Regions from separate parts of the Homo sapiens genome. Here region 2 is linked to region 1. The links are chromatin contacts, found by Hi-C or POLR2A ChIA-PET in ENCODE. All regions are on one chromosome and are shown on one strand. Each heading gives the region's core, a stretch centred on a gene start or an enhancer-like site at or near the end of the contact. The rest is flanking DNA. Distances are from core to core; before and after follow the strand shown. Region 1 overlaps NAT10 (N-acetyltransferase 10). Region 2 overlaps ABTB2 (ankyrin repeat and BTB domain containing 2).

What was found. A loop is a pair of places that touch in the nucleus more often than their neighbours do. ChIA-PET counts read pairs that join two places held with the same protein, here RNA polymerase II (POLR2A). Pooled maps may share reads with other maps.
Region 2: a loop to region 1 is called in a map of DLD1, with 6 times the contacts of the local background. The contact joins two enhancer-like sites. A Hi-C loop is called at or near these places in 1 of 168 maps with a recorded cell type or tissue (DLD1), 2 of 37 single-sample maps with no recorded cell type and 3 of 50 pooled maps. POLR2A ChIA-PET finds 5 or more read pairs at or near these places in 3 of 52 experiments (OCI-LY7, PC-3 and activated T-cell).

What each region holds. Positions count from the first base shown.
Region 1 is chr11:34,144,718-34,151,634 of GRCh38, forward strand. It overlaps NAT10 (N-acetyltransferase 10), which reads left to right. Exons shown (of 29, transcript NM_024662.3): 29 at 1,367-2,191. The coding sequence ends at 1,475. ABTB2 (ankyrin repeat and BTB domain containing 2) reads right to left here. Exons shown (of 17, transcript NM_145804.3): 17 at 6,270-6,917. Among named protein-coding and RNA genes, the nearest start is that of NAT10, 43 kb to the left of the region's middle. RefSeq lists enhancers at 254-493, 724-893, 5,203-5,732. Within about 2 kb of position 1,473, at least 3 of the 41 ENCODE cell types and tissues checked have a DNase peak (open chromatin) inside an H3K27ac peak, as active enhancers do.
Region 2 is chr11:34,245,349-34,252,890 of GRCh38, forward strand. All of the region lies in intron 1 of ABTB2 (ankyrin repeat and BTB domain containing 2), which reads right to left. Among named protein-coding and RNA genes, the nearest start is that of ABTB2, 110 kb to the right of the region's middle. RefSeq lists a silencer at 5,834-6,128. Within about 2 kb of position 5,828, at least 13 of the 41 ENCODE cell types and tissues checked have a DNase peak (open chromatin) inside an H3K27ac peak, as active enhancers do.

The DNA of each region.
Region 1 (6,917 bases), core at 223-2,722:
ACCTTCATCAGTTTTCCCTGGGAGTACAATGAGGCCTCCCCTGCCCAGAGCCACTGGAATTGAGGCTTTCACAGCTGATTTGGGGGTTGATGGGGAGGGTGAGATTTTGGCAATCCCCTATTTATTGGTTTCCTTAAAAGCTTATATTTTGGAAACATTCGGGAAGAGGAAACCTTGTGTCTCTAGGAACTATAGATCCCAGAAATCAGGTACTGTCTTCCAGAGTCTCCGTTAGTCACTGTGGCATCTTGAAGGATCCAGCATCGATGCCGGCCTCATTTCCCAGATGCTTTGTGGTGCAGCACAGAAGCCCACTGTCAGTGTGACCTGTCTCTGTTTTGTACAGTATGGCAAATGTAGCACAGGGCCCATGATGGCTTTGGCCTTGAGCACGGTGGCTTTGACTGGAACAAAAGGCCGGGGAGCATGCTTGCTGTGGAGACGGCCTCAGCTCCTCACTCTGCAGAGCTTGGCCTTTCCTGCCATTTGTTTGGCCATTGCTGGTAGTGAGAAGCCTCTCGAGCCCAACAAACCAGTGTTGTGTGGTTGTTCATGTGCTTGATGGCTCTGAGTAAATGTGAAAGCTTGAACTTTGTGAGCTAAAAATACTGGTAGCTATCATTAAGTCCTCTGAGGCCTTTCTTTTTCTTCCTTTGAGAGGTACTTCATTCATATGATGTTAATGGTCTCTGGACTGAACTCTTCACGGTCTCCTTATAGGGAAGTATTTGTTCCCAGAGCAAAATTTAACCTGTAAGTTTCTTAATGGCAGGTGGCCGTTTGCTGAGTGATTCCTATGCCAGGATATCAATGAAGAATCCAGGGGCTGGTCGCAGGGTGTCACCTGAGTTACTGTTGTTTGGGTTTTCTTCTTCTCATATAGGAAAAATAAAATAATAGTAGCACATCAGAAAGTATGGCAGGGTTTTCCTTGGAGTCTCATGCCTTGTATTAAGGACTGTCTTCAGGGTCATTGGGATGAATATGTCTAGTTTCCAGAGTCACTGCAGTGGTGAGAGTGGTGGTGGGGAATCCTTGTGGTGCCTTAGGTCTGTCTTGGGAGAGGGGAGCAGAGTGTACTGCACCCTGAGGAGAACCCGGATTTCAGGTGTTAAGATCGAGATTTGTTCTTCCACAGACTAAGAGCTGGCTCAGGGCAGGAGCTGGTCTGTATGGTGTGTCCCCAGCCCCAGCACAATGCCTGCCCCCTAATAGGTTTGCAGAGAACATTAATGTCCAATTGGGTGGCCTACATCAAGTTTCAGACGGTGGAAACCCTTTTTGACAAAGCAAAGCAAGCTTAAAGCAGTCTCAGATGTTCAGATCTGTACATATTTCATTCTTTCTATTTTTGATTTTTCTCTAGTGACAAGAAAAGGAAGTTAGAGGCCAAACAAGAACCCAAACAGAGCAAGAAGTTGAAGAACAGAGAGACAAAGAACAAAAAAGATATGAAACTGAAGCGGAAGAAATAGTGAAGAGAAACTCGGGCATCTGTGTTTGATCATGGGAAGATACTCTCACTAACTGAACCCTCTCTGGCTGGACTGTTAAAAGCAACGAGAGGCCCCGGCACACCTGGAAGCTGGCCGCGAATTCGGCCTCTGGGCCTGTGTGTCTGTGAGCTCAACCTGGCTAAAGGCAGAGTCACTCCCAAATGGGTCTCTTTAGAACTTGATGGCTGGGCACTGCCATCTCTAGAATTGCCACGAGTCTCTCTCTTCCTGCCCAGTCCAGGGCCCTCCTTTCCTATAAGTTCATATTTTGCTTTGAGCCAGCTTTTTAGTCTCATTCCCACACATGTGGAAGCCACGTTGCCTCTCGACCGCCTGAGGCCCTTAAGTACATCGCTTTCTGGTGGTGCCCAGGAGGCTGCTGCTGGGCCGCTGGGTCTCTCTTTGTGGACTTGTACCTGGAGCAGGAGGAACTCCAGTCCGTCCCGGCATCCATGGCAGCCCGCGGTTAGGTGCGCCAGGGTTTGCTGATGTTGTCTTGTGCTGTTCCACTCTTGGCTCCAGCAGACCCACTGTCCCAGAAAAGCCTGATCCTGTAGTTTATGTAGAATGCCACATCTGCGTCCTCAAGACCTGTTTCATCCATTTGGGAAAAGATGTTGGGAAAGGCCACTTTGCTCGCAGGGGTGAGGGGAAGGATAGAGAATCTATTTTTAATAAATAACATTCTAGAAAGATCAGCTGCCTGTGAGTGTTCTGAAATCCACGCACCTGGACGTTTCTTCTGGTGGGTCTTGGCTGCCTGGTGGAATTTGGAAGGTGTTGGTATCAAGGTCAAAGGTGAGCAGTGTGTCTAGGGCTTCCCAGCCCAGGAGTCTGCGGGAGAAGTGGCAGGTGGCTATGGTCACCTCGAGGGGCTTGGTGTGGTGGCTGGAAGCCAGCTAGAACTGCCTCATTTCCTTCCCAGCTCCTTCCAGGTCACTTGGTCCCTTCCATTTGTTGGGAACAGAGGTAACCTGGTGGCTTTACACATACTTTGGTATGTTTGTTTAATGGTATCCAGGCTAATGAGTCTGCAGCCCCGATATGTTGTCTAGGTTCAGAGAAGGACAGGGAAGGAAACGGTAACTTCTCAGCCTAAGGGTATTTCATATACAGCTCCTAGGACTCGTCCCCACAGGGAGAAGAGCAGGTTCTGTATGCGACCCTAGGGCTGCTGAGGCTTGTCACCGAGGCTGTCAGGACATGAGCCTAGGGGTCTTTCGTTTCTTGGGACTGAAGTTTCCTGGCCACAGACCTCTGTTAGGTCTGTAGGAAATTTTGCTGGAGGCAGGGAGGGGGCATGAAAATAATTTTTATTTATTTTCTCAGGTGGGTGCCTGAACCTGCCTTTCAAAGAGGGTTTTCTTAGACCGTGGCCAGAAGCAGAGTCACATGCTCAAATGGTCAGAGCTGGATGGGACTGTGCAAGTTGTCCAGGCATATCATCCTACAGGTAAGGAAGCTTTTGTTTAGTGTCTCTACCCTCAAAGTCTCCCCGGCTGGCTCTGCTTTGGGGTGCAAGGTGAGGGCTCTGGAGGTAGACTGCTCTGCCCTGACGCTCACCGTGGCCTTGGGCAGGTTACTTCATCCTACCTGCCCTTCAGGTCCATTTCTGCAAAATTTGAGTGGTAGGAATAGCACCTCCGTCACGGGACTGTGGTGAGAAGTGGGTGGGGTAGAATGGGAAACGTTTAGAACAGTGCCTGGCACATAGCAAGTGCCTCTGGGTTCTGGGCACTCATCAGATCTAACTAGAGGAGCCGCTCAAGTTCAGTTACATGCCAGCTCTAAGAATACTCAATAAGGACTAGCTGTGGTGTTCTTTTGAAAACAGACAGGGTCTTGCTCTGTTGCCCAAGCTGGAGTGCGGTGGCTCAATCATAGCTCATTGCAGCTTTGAACTCTTGGGCTGAAGCCATTCTCCCACCTCAGCCTTCCAAGCAGCTGGGAAGGTGCTCACCACCACACCTGCCTAATTTTAAAAATTATGTACAGATGGAGTCTCAATATGTTGCCCAGGTTGGTCTGGAACTCTGGCCTCAAGTGATCCGCCTGGGCCTCCCAGAGTATAGGGATTAGAGGCATGAGCCACCACACTTGGCCAGGACTGGCCATGTTATAAAACCACAACCTAAGCTAGAAAAGGAGTCTCCCTTGGCCAGCGAAGAGCATGCATTTTGCAGTCAGACTTGTCTGGCTCTGTATAATATCTCTGTATCCTTGGACAAGGCCTCTTTATTTGCAAAGTGTGTGTTCCTAAACACACGCTTGGGTCTTTGCATTTTATGGTCATGATCTTGGGTTCTCCTTCAAACCTGAAAAGGCATGTCTCCCCCACACCTCACCATCTGGCCCCCAGACAGAGTGACATCTGTAAAGCTTGGCTGTCTTAGGAAATGTCACTTGCGAAATGAATTCAGATAGGCCAGCCATGAGTGCTGTCACCAGAAGGGGAAGAGCCTGAAGAAGCCTGAACAAAGAAGGTTACTAAATGGTCACCCCCCATACCCCCTCGCCAGGCGGGGCTAATGCCGGCCTGCTTCAGTGCTTCCACTGCTCATCTGGCCCGGAAGTCCCGGAGGACTCCGGATGACCAGGAGACGGGACACAAAGGGGGCCGCTGAGGCTGGGAGGTGGGGGAGGGGCAGAAATAAGTGACCGTCACCTTGGAAAAATGTAGACTCATTATCTGAGGCCTGTTACAACACCCGCAGCCATTCTGCAGGCCTGGAGGAGGGGGTGGGGTCGGAAGCCCCTTGGGCTGGAATAGACAATTTCAGGGGATTGCCCCTGAGGGGGCATGCCCTTGATTCTACAAACAATTGGTTCCAGTTAAACATCATCTGGATCCTGCAAAGCGGACTTGAAAGGCAGCCTGAAAGGGAGAGGCCGGGGCTTCCTGCTTGGGCTGGTTCCGTTGAGAAAGCTCTAGCCACCTGGTATCTGGCACGGGGACTAATGTGGAAAAGGATAACTGGCCTTCCAGGCCGAGAGCCTAAAGGAAAGCTTCAGGAGAAGATTTGAATGCAGGAAAGAAACCAGACAGCCTCAAAAAGGACAATCTCAGTGTTAGCCCTGTCGGTGCAGGAGCAGACTGGTACCTGCCACCTCTGGAGAGGTGTTTTCTTTGGAGACGGCTAAGGCGCCAGCTTATGCTTGCCTGTGGACCCACTGGAGCCGAGTGAAATCCCTGTAGATGCAACCCATGCTCACAGCACCTGGGTCCTCAAGGGCTCCAGTAAGAGGGTAACTCCCCCAAGCCTGCCTGTGGCTGCTCATAGCAGGCGGAGCAGGGCAGGCCGTGAGCAGTGGCCCGGAATTAGGAGGTCCAGCTGCCTGGGTAAGTGATCATTTCTGTTTGAGTCCTAGCCCCTTGGAAGCATGTCTGCTTTTTTTTGGTAATTATTTTAATTTTAAATGTTTATTCAAAAATGTATTCCTGCTACCCACAGGCTCCAAGGGGCCCGCTCCCTCCTTCCTACCTCCACTTTCTCTCAACCCCCCACTCACCCTCTCAAGAGAGGAAATGGTGGATCCCTCATCTGGAGCCAGAATGCAACTAGATCTTGCTTTCTAGGCTGGGTACGGACCAAGGCATGTCCTGCAGGGATGGGGGAACTTGTGGGGACGCTGGACACAGACCCATGAAGGGCAGCCACTTTGAATGGCAAGTGCTGGGGACGGACAGCCCGCTCCACCACCGTCTTGGGCCACTGCACAGGAAGATGGTGTGGGGGAGTGCGCCCCCTCCTAGTGGCCCCCAGAGGGCACCATGGGTCTGTGCGGCCACAGGTCCCCAGGCTGGGCCTCGAGCTGCCCTGCGCAGCTCCTGCTGGAATTGGGCTTTGCCAGGGACTGGGATCTTTATGTCGTTCCCCTAACGCCTGAGTCACGGCCGGTCACTGACCCACAGCCACTTTGGTTCAGGTTCTCAGTGACCTTAGGAATTTCTATACCTGTTTCAGGCAGGCAGGCAGGCGACTTTTTTTTTGAGAGAGAGTCTTGCTTTGTTGTCCAGGCTGAGGTGCAGGGGTGATCATAGCTCACTGCAGCCTCGAACCCCTGGGCTCTGTGATCCTCCCACCTCAGCCTCCTGAGCAGCTGGGAATACAGATGTGCACCACTATGCCCAGCTAACTGGCAGGGAATGTTTTAAAAACTTATATTTGTGCCTGAACTTTGCACCTAAAACTACAGCCATAACTCCAGTACACTCTTGGACCTGAGTCGGCGCCTCACCATCTCCCTCCATTACCTCTGCTAGTGGCCTTGTGGTGGTACAGCCAGCTTAGCTTAGCTGGGCCTGGGGGCAGCAGTCACCCAGGGATAGGTCCCTCAAATCAATCAGGCCAGGTCAGGCCTGGGTGAAGGAGGCCCTGCTGCCACTTTGGTGGGCTGTGCCATTTGGGGATGTGCCTCTGAAGACAACCCCCAAAATAGCTCCCACATAAAGGGCCGTGGAGGGGATGGGAGTGGAGATCAGGAAAGCCTGATAGTGTCATATTCCTCAGTCATTTGGTGTCTGTCCAGCTCAGTGGCACACATGTGCTTAATTAAATGTGAGCGTGGGCGGGTGAGGAATGGATCCAGGCTTCGTTTCTGGAGAGAGGCGAGTGCTGGGTGGCCACAGCAATGGCTTTGGTAGGGTCTTGGCTCTGAGAGGGGGGAGACCTGAGTAACAGCGTTAGCTCTGGGATCTCTTCCTGGTCCTAAGGGGCTCCTCCCCAGTTCTGAACTCTGAGTAACCCTCTACCAGGAGCAGTGAGGCCAAGGTCATTGTTAATGAGTGTTTATTGTTAATAAAACCATAGTACATTTACAGTAAGTGACAACATTATTGTACAGTTAAAGTATCATACAATATTACAGCAATAAAATAATGCCTATTTCTTTGTACATCCAGCCAAGCAGCTAGTCAAAATATTTTCCAGAATTGCAAGCCCCTGGGGGCTTTTCAGGGTGACCTGAGTGCCACCTTCTGAAATGCCTGGGGCTTTTGGTGAATAAATAGTTTTTAAGGTGCGGCCAGACAGCTGAAGAAGTTGCACCCAGACAGACTGTGCCTGATGCTGCCCCAGTGTCTGGTCCATAAATATGACAGGTGTCAGGGGAGCCCAGGGCCTGCAGAATTCGAGGGCAAGGCCGTGAGGGGACACAGCAGAAAGGCCTCTTCTCCTGGCCCTTACCTTCCATCAATGCCCTGTCCTTTAATCTCCAAGAGTCACAGTCCCCAGTGGGACCTGTTTGCCCAGCTCTCAATCCTACATTAAAGGAGCCGAGAGACTTGACCAGGGGACTCTGCTTCATCGCCCCCACAAAGGCAACCTAGTCTAGGCCTGAGGTTCCAGAATCCACCCATTTACTTTGGCCCCTAAAACCAGCAGCAAAACAAGAGCTGAGGCCATTCCTACACAGCACCCC
Region 2 (7,542 bases), core at 4,578-7,077, 100 kb after region 1:
TGGTTTTCCTCATGGAGGAAATCACCCCCTACAGCAAACCACCCAGGACCAGGTATCCACTTCCGGCATCTTTCTATGGAAGCCGACTGCAGACCAGTCTCAGGCAGTGCTTGGCTGTGCAAGTCCTGAGGCCTAATTCTCAATTATCTGAGGTGTGGAGACACCTGCGGCACTCACCAGACTAACTGGGTCTGGCATAGCAATTGATCTCTAGTTGTGTTGATTTTTGTGGATTTGCTTTTCTCCTCTGATCCAGATGAGGTGAGGGAAGGCATGAGATGAGCAGGAGCTGGTGTCTGGGTGGCTCACGGGGCTGCCACCTTCCAGACCACGGCACAGCCTGCTTCTGGGGCTCATACACTCTGATGTACCCTGGGGTCCCTTCCAAAGCATGGTGTTTCACAATGAAGGGAAATGGAAGCTCTTTGGTGGGCTGCTGCTTCCACACTGAGCACCAGTAGAGGTGAAAAGCCCATCTCACCAGCTCCAATCCAAAGCTGTCCCCAAAGTATCAGGAGCCACTGTGCTGTTCTAGACTAAATGGTAAACTGAGTAATAAACCCAGGCCTTGAAGCTGCAGCCACGGAAACACATGGGCCCCAGCAGGGGAGAGAGGCCCTCCTCATCCTGGGGCCACAAATATCTGTCACTCAGGGACTGGCTTTGCTGCCAGCTTCTAAAACGTTCAGGCCAATGCCTGGCACAAGCCCCTATAAGGATATGAGGGGCGTGGGGCCTGCTGGATCAGCCAGGAGACACACCTCTCATTCCTTTTCTCTCTTCCTAAAAGACAATTCTATTCAAAGGGAGACTCTTCTGCTGAACAAAAAAGTAACAACAAAATCCCCTCAGGCAATTCTGTGGGTTTCCTAAACCCACAGAGTTCAACAAAATTGGCCAAGGTTGGATAGGTTCTTATCCAAACTTCGATACAAGGGCTTTTTTGTTTGGTTTTAAAATGACAAATCTTGGGCTGGGTGTGGTGGCTCACGCCTGTAATCCCAGCACTTTGGGAGGCCGAGGCAGGTGGATCATCTGAGGTTGGGAGTTCGAGACCAGCCTGACCAACATGGAGAAACTCTGTCTTTACTAAAAATACAAAATTAGCTGGGCGTAATGGTGCATGCCTGTAATCCCAGCTACTTGGGAGGCTTAGGCAGGAGAATCGCTTGAACCCAGGAGGTGGAGGTTGCAGTGAGCCGAGATCGCACCATTGCACTCCAGCCTGGGCAATAAGAGTGAAACTCCATCTCAAAAAAAAAAAAAAAAAAAAAAAAAAGACAAATCTTGTCTCCCTGGACCTTTTTCTTGATATCTGTACTCTTCGCCATTTCAACTTGCTTTGAACCCTACCACAACAGAAAACCTCACATACTTCTTTAGGTGGTTTTTTCCAAAGTTCATACCTACACAAATGAGTTTCTTTGTATTGAGCCTCAGAATGCTCAACAAATCACTTTTTGCCAGAAGTTCCATTTCTTTTCTTTTTTTCTTTTTTCTTTTTTTTTTTTTTTTTGAGACAGAGTTTAACTCTTATCACCCAGGCTGGAGTACAATGGCATGATCTCGGCTCACCGCAACCTCTGTCTTCCGGGTTCAAGCAATTCTCCTGCCTCAGCCTCCCAAGTAGCTGGGATTACAGGCATGCACCAACATGCCCGGCTAATTTTGTATTTTTAGTAGAGACGGGGTTTCTCCATGTTGGTCAGGCTGGTCTTGAACTCCCAACCTCAGGTGATCCGCCCACCTCAGCCTCCCAAAGTGCTGGGATTACAGACGTGAGCCACTGCACCTGGCCCCCAGAAGTTCCATTTCTTAAGCTGGGCCAAGGCCTCTGGTGTGCAGCTGTCTTGGCCTGTTGGCTGGTGGAGCCACCGCTACAGGTTCCTCAGCTTAGTTCTCATGCCAGCACCACCCCCTCCCAAAGCTGCGAAGGAGGAATGCTGGAGACAGCTGGTCCCTGACTTATGATGTTTGACTTTACAGTGGTGGGAAAGCCATACACATTCAGTAGCAGCAGTACTTCAAGTACCCACACCACCATTCTGTGTTTCACTTTCAGTAATCAATAAGTTACATGAGATATTCAACACTTTATTATAACATAGGTTTTGGGTTAGATGATCTTGTCCAATTGTAGGCTAATGTAAGTGTTCTGAGCATGTTTAAGGTAAGCTAGGCTAAGCTATGACGTTCAGTAGGTTAGGTGTATTAAGTGCATTTTGATTTATATTTTCAATTTACAATGGGCTTATCTGGACATAACCCCATCTTAAGTCAAGGAGCATCTGTACATGTATTGAGGAGTCAAGGCCCAGCCAGGGCCAAAATGCAGGCCAAGAAATCTTAGCAAACCAATGACACCACCAATTATAGCAATAGCTGATACAGATTGTGCATTGACTACAAATCAGATACTCTGCTAAGCACTTCACATGTACCATTTCATTTAAACCTCCTATGAGAAAACATTTAAACAACTCTATGAGAAAAGTAATTATCGGCACCATTTTGTACATGAGGAAATCGGTTCAGAGGCATAAAGGAGAAAGACACATATCTGTTGGGCATTTATGTCTTAACTCGAGGAAGAAGGCATGTATATGCTGTGTATTACACAAGCACAGGGAGAAAGAATAGCTACACCTGGTGGGCAAGGTCCTTGCTCAGCTTATGGATCCACTGTGGGAAAACCCAAAGGGAACACCAGGTAGCAATCATTCAATTTACTTATCTATAATTTTTCTTAAAAAAAAAAAAAAAAAAAAAAAAAACAGGGTCTTGCCCTGTCACCCAGGCTGGAGTGCAATGGCACAATCATAGCTCACTGCAGCCTTTGGGCTCAAGTGATCCTCCCACCTTAGCCTCTCCAGTAGCTAGGGGAGGCTTGCACCATCATGCCCAGCACATTTTTAATTTTTTTGTAGAGGGTGGGGGATCTCATTTGTAGCCCAGGCTGGTCTCAAGCTCCTGGCCTCAAGTGATCCTCCCATCTCAGCCTCCAAAAGTGCTAGGTATGAGCCACTGTACCTGGCCTCTGTTCATTTTTTAAAGGGTTAACTACCAGTTTCCTATTAAACAAACAAACAAACAAACAAAAAAAACCCTTCCTTACTACCTTTAATTATGACTTCATTTCCATTCTACATTCCTAGAAACCAGGAAGGCTATTACTGAAAGTAGGAATTTAAAAAGCAGAAAGTAAAGTGGATTACAGCCTGATCCATTTCAGGGGTGATTCTGCCTTCAGAGGAAAACCAAAGGTACTGTTTGGGCCTTTGATGTGGTCATAACACCCTCCCCTCAGCTTCCTTAAGAACGTAAAACAAGTTAATTAGTTCACAAGTGTGGTTTTCATAAGTGAACACAAACATACAACTTTTCAAAGCAGGACACATTGAGGTTGTGGGTATTTCAACTGCCAAATCTATGGGAGCAGTCACAATCTGATGTCTAGTAAATACAGGAAAACTATCACACACTGCATAAAGGCATACCACAGCCGGGCGCGGTGGCTCACGCCTGTAATCCCAGCACTTTGGGAGGCCAAGGCGGGCCGATCACCTGAGGTAGGGAATGCAAGACCAGCCTGACCAAAATGGAGAAACCCTGTTTCTACTAAAAATACAAAATTAGCCGGGCGTGGTGGCACATGCTGTAATCCCAGCTACTCAGGAGGCTGAGGCAAGAGATTCGCTTGAACCAGGGAGGCAGAGGTTGCAGTGAGCCGGGATCGTGCCATTGCACTCTAGCCTGGGCAACAAGAGCGAAACTCTGTCTCAAACAAACAAACAAAATGAAAGACACTCGCAACATGAATTTGCAAGTGGTCATGACTTGCACCCTCGTGAATGCGCAGCCTTGAGGGGAGCTGGGGTCAATGGGACCACCACTGAATCAATGACTGAAGCTCATGCCTTTAAGGACAAGCTTCAGAATCTGGCCCTGAACTGCAACTGTGGTCAGTGTAGGACGATATATGTATTAATGAAAAAGTTGGCAAGAAGTGGTGAAATAATAGCTTCACATAAAAATATCCAGAGCTGGCTGCAGGTTCTACAAAAGCAACAGCCGTAAAGTAGCTTTGACAAGAATATCCCCACCAAGGCTTCTCAAATAGTAGAAAGCACTTGGGGAATATCCTCTAGTACAATAGGGCCTAGAATGTTTACAAGAGGGCAGGCCTCCTGGCAGGTCATTTCATGACCTTCCAGAAAGGGGGAGGTCATTTGAGCTTGACCCCACTACCCCACTTGAACATCTAACTCGGAGCTTTGTCCCAGTTAAGTAAATATATGAAATGTCTTTTCTTTGTTGTTAGAGTCTTGCTCTGTTGCCGAGGCTGGAGTGCCGTGGTGTAATCACAGCTTACTGCAGCCTTGAACTCCTGGGTTCAAGTGATCCTCCTGCCACAGCTTCTGAGTGGCTGGGACTACAGATGTGCCACCATGCCTAGCTAAGTAAATATTTCTTCAGCATCCATCACTCTATAACATCAGGAGGGCTGAAGAAGCCCAGTTCACAGTCCTGTTCTCACAAAGCTTGTGGCCTGGCTGTGAAATGAGACCTTGCTGGTATAGAGTGGTCTACATGGCTCTGGCAGAATAACCCCAATGGTGCTCAGTGACTATAAAAGCATCCCTGGGGATCTGGTGACACCTTGAGCTGGTCCTGGAAGATAGAGCTGGGAAACTCAGGCAAAGATTGATAGGAGTTGGGATTCTAGGGAGGAGCCAAGGCAGAAAAGCACAAGCTGCCTTGGAACTGAAAGAACAGGGGTCTTGGAGAGCTGGGTGTTCTAAGAGCACAGAGGAGGGAAGGCTGGCAAGGTAGATGGAGGCTGAGGGTATCTAGGCATTAAGGACCTTGTATCTTCTGGCAATAAGTAGACATTGAAGGTTTCAGTGCAAGAGCAGGGGCAAATGAAGACTCCCCAGTTCTTCTTAAGGGGCCATAAGAGTCCTCTAGTACAACCAGACTGCAATCTGTAGGGCCAGGGAATCATCCCCAGCACCCATGAAGATGTCTGGCATGTAGTGCATATGCAATAAATACTTGCTCAACAAAGTGACGATAAATGTGAATCTTGAAATCTCTTCCTTCCTTGCCCAAATAGCTTAGTTTCTCATGGGAGAAAACAAGTGGAATTTATTGACATCAAATGGCAGGGTTGTGGCCAACTGCAACAATTTTTCAAACAAACCCTAGGATAAGCTTTCTGCAGAAACAGAGATAAAACTTCATCCTGAAAGAGGAGCGATGCATGTGGAAAGTGAACAGACATGGCAGAAAGACGCTTCATCATTCTAGTCTCCAGAGCAATTCCTCCCAATCCTCAGAAGCCTTCACTAAGTTTCCCTCCCTGAGAGAGAGAGCACCAACCCCAAACTTCTTTCTGCGGCTACAAATGCTCTGCTCCCTCTAATAAAGCTAAAGTTGCCATTACTGAGATCCTACCAGGTGTGTAAGGCACTTTGCAAATTACCTTCTGCCTATTTAATCCTCAGAATAACTAGGGGGGTAGAAACCATCATTGCCATTTTACATATGAGAAAACCGAGGTTCAGAGAGGTTAAGTAACTTGCCCAAGGAAGCACAGCTAGTTAAAGGCAAAGCAAGACTCACATCCAGGTCTGTCTGCCATCAAACATGTGTTTTTACCCCTATATTTACTCCTCCTTCTGATCTCTCAGGCTACACCCATGGAGTTGGCAGGTAGAAGCTGGTGGGCTAAGAGATAAATCTTCTACCCTGGCTTCTTAATAGGGGCTGGCCTGGCTGTTGTAAAGGGGAAGTAGGAGGAGCCTCTCAGAGGCAAGGAGAATGGCTCCTCCCATATTCTGTGACAACCAACACCAAAATAGAGCGGGTGAGGCTGCCCATGGGCGTGGGCTCTGCACCCTGATTTCAGAGGGCATCACTCAGCTGTGAATCATGCCTTAGTGACAGGCAAGGAGCCTGCTCAGACAGCGCTGACACTGATTCTGCTCTGGCTGAGTGACAGCCCCAGGGGAAGAGGCGGGGCTCATCTCCAAAGGGGGACCACACAGAGAAATACAGCCAGAAACACAGCTCCCGACACTGTCTCAGGCACCAGTGAAATGCTAGGGTGGCTGGCTCTGTTAAAGGGACCCTGTCCTCCTCCTTCCCCTGGGCCAACTGTTGACCGGTGTCCATGCCATGCCCAGCAGGATGTCAGCTATGCTGGGGGAAGCCGCGCACTCTCTGAGCTATAAGAGAGTACATGGAGGGTTCTTTACTTTCTCTCATTATCTGACGTGCATTTGTGTAAGACTCCTGAACTTTTTTTTATTTGCTGGGACCAGGTGCAATGCAAAAAGGTGAGTATGTTCTTCAAGTCAGAGCACTACACAGATATAAGGAATTACAGTAAAGAAAGTTAAAATGGAGTGGAGGACACAACTGTTCCTCAGGAAACAACTAAAGCAGAATGTGAGGCTATCTACAGAGACATGAGGAGTGATTCACCGCAGACTAAAAAAACAGGAGCTTGAACGATAGAAAAAGATCCAAATCATTCCTGGTATTGTTTTCCTCTTGTGCTCACTGGAAATCTGCAGCCAGTGGAGGAGACTTTCCTCACCCAGTCCCATCCTGGGAGTCACAGTGTTTAGGGCACTCAGGGATCTAAGCTGCCAAAGTCAGCCCCACCCCACTCCCATCCCCTCCACCCAGGGGCTTGCAATCCCAGGGAAGAGGAGAGTTTCATGAAAGCTGCAAAACTCACAGCAAGGCCCGGATGGTGGTTCGGAGTTCATGCTCCAGGGGTTCATGAGGCTGAGCTGAAAGGAAGTCACCTGACACAGCATGAGCCCCCACACCAGAGCTGGCCAGAGCCCCACGACTCCATGCCTGGGAAAGCCGTGGCAGGAGTGACAGCGAGGAGGCCAGATGCACGAGCCTCTTCCTGAACCATCGCATCTCCCCACTTCCTATCAGCCTTTTCTTTGGACTGGCCCCATCTCTTCCCTGGCTTGGGGCTGACTTCCCTTTAGGAATAGGTGTCTTTGGAGCATCCAGGCAGCTGATAATGACCACTGCTTAACCAGCCCTCCTCAGTCACAGGGGGAGAGTGCCATCTGGACATCATGACCTCCCCACCACCGCTGGGCATGACCCTAAGAGAAAGACTAGATTCCTAACCTGTGCTAGGGCATCTCCTGTGCCACTCCCCCAACCCTCCAACCTGCCTGAAAGAGAGGAGAGCAGGGAGAGAGAATGGGGGGAAGGGTGGGGCCAGGAGGGGGATTGGGAGACAGCCTCCTGGTCCTGGTCCAGCACCTTCCTGAGGCTTAGAAGCTCTCCTGCCCTGGGGCTCCCCTACTTCAAATAATCCTCTCCTGTCTTATTTTCCACCTTCTACTCAAACATGTTTTTATAACGTGCAACCACCAGAGACCTCCCTAACCTAGTACCAGGGCCAACTGGACTCCCAGCTGGGCCAGAGGAGGCTGGGGGACCTCCTGGGAGCTTGGACACCTGGGCCTCTCCTGCCCAACCCAGGTGGCTGTCACCTGGCCT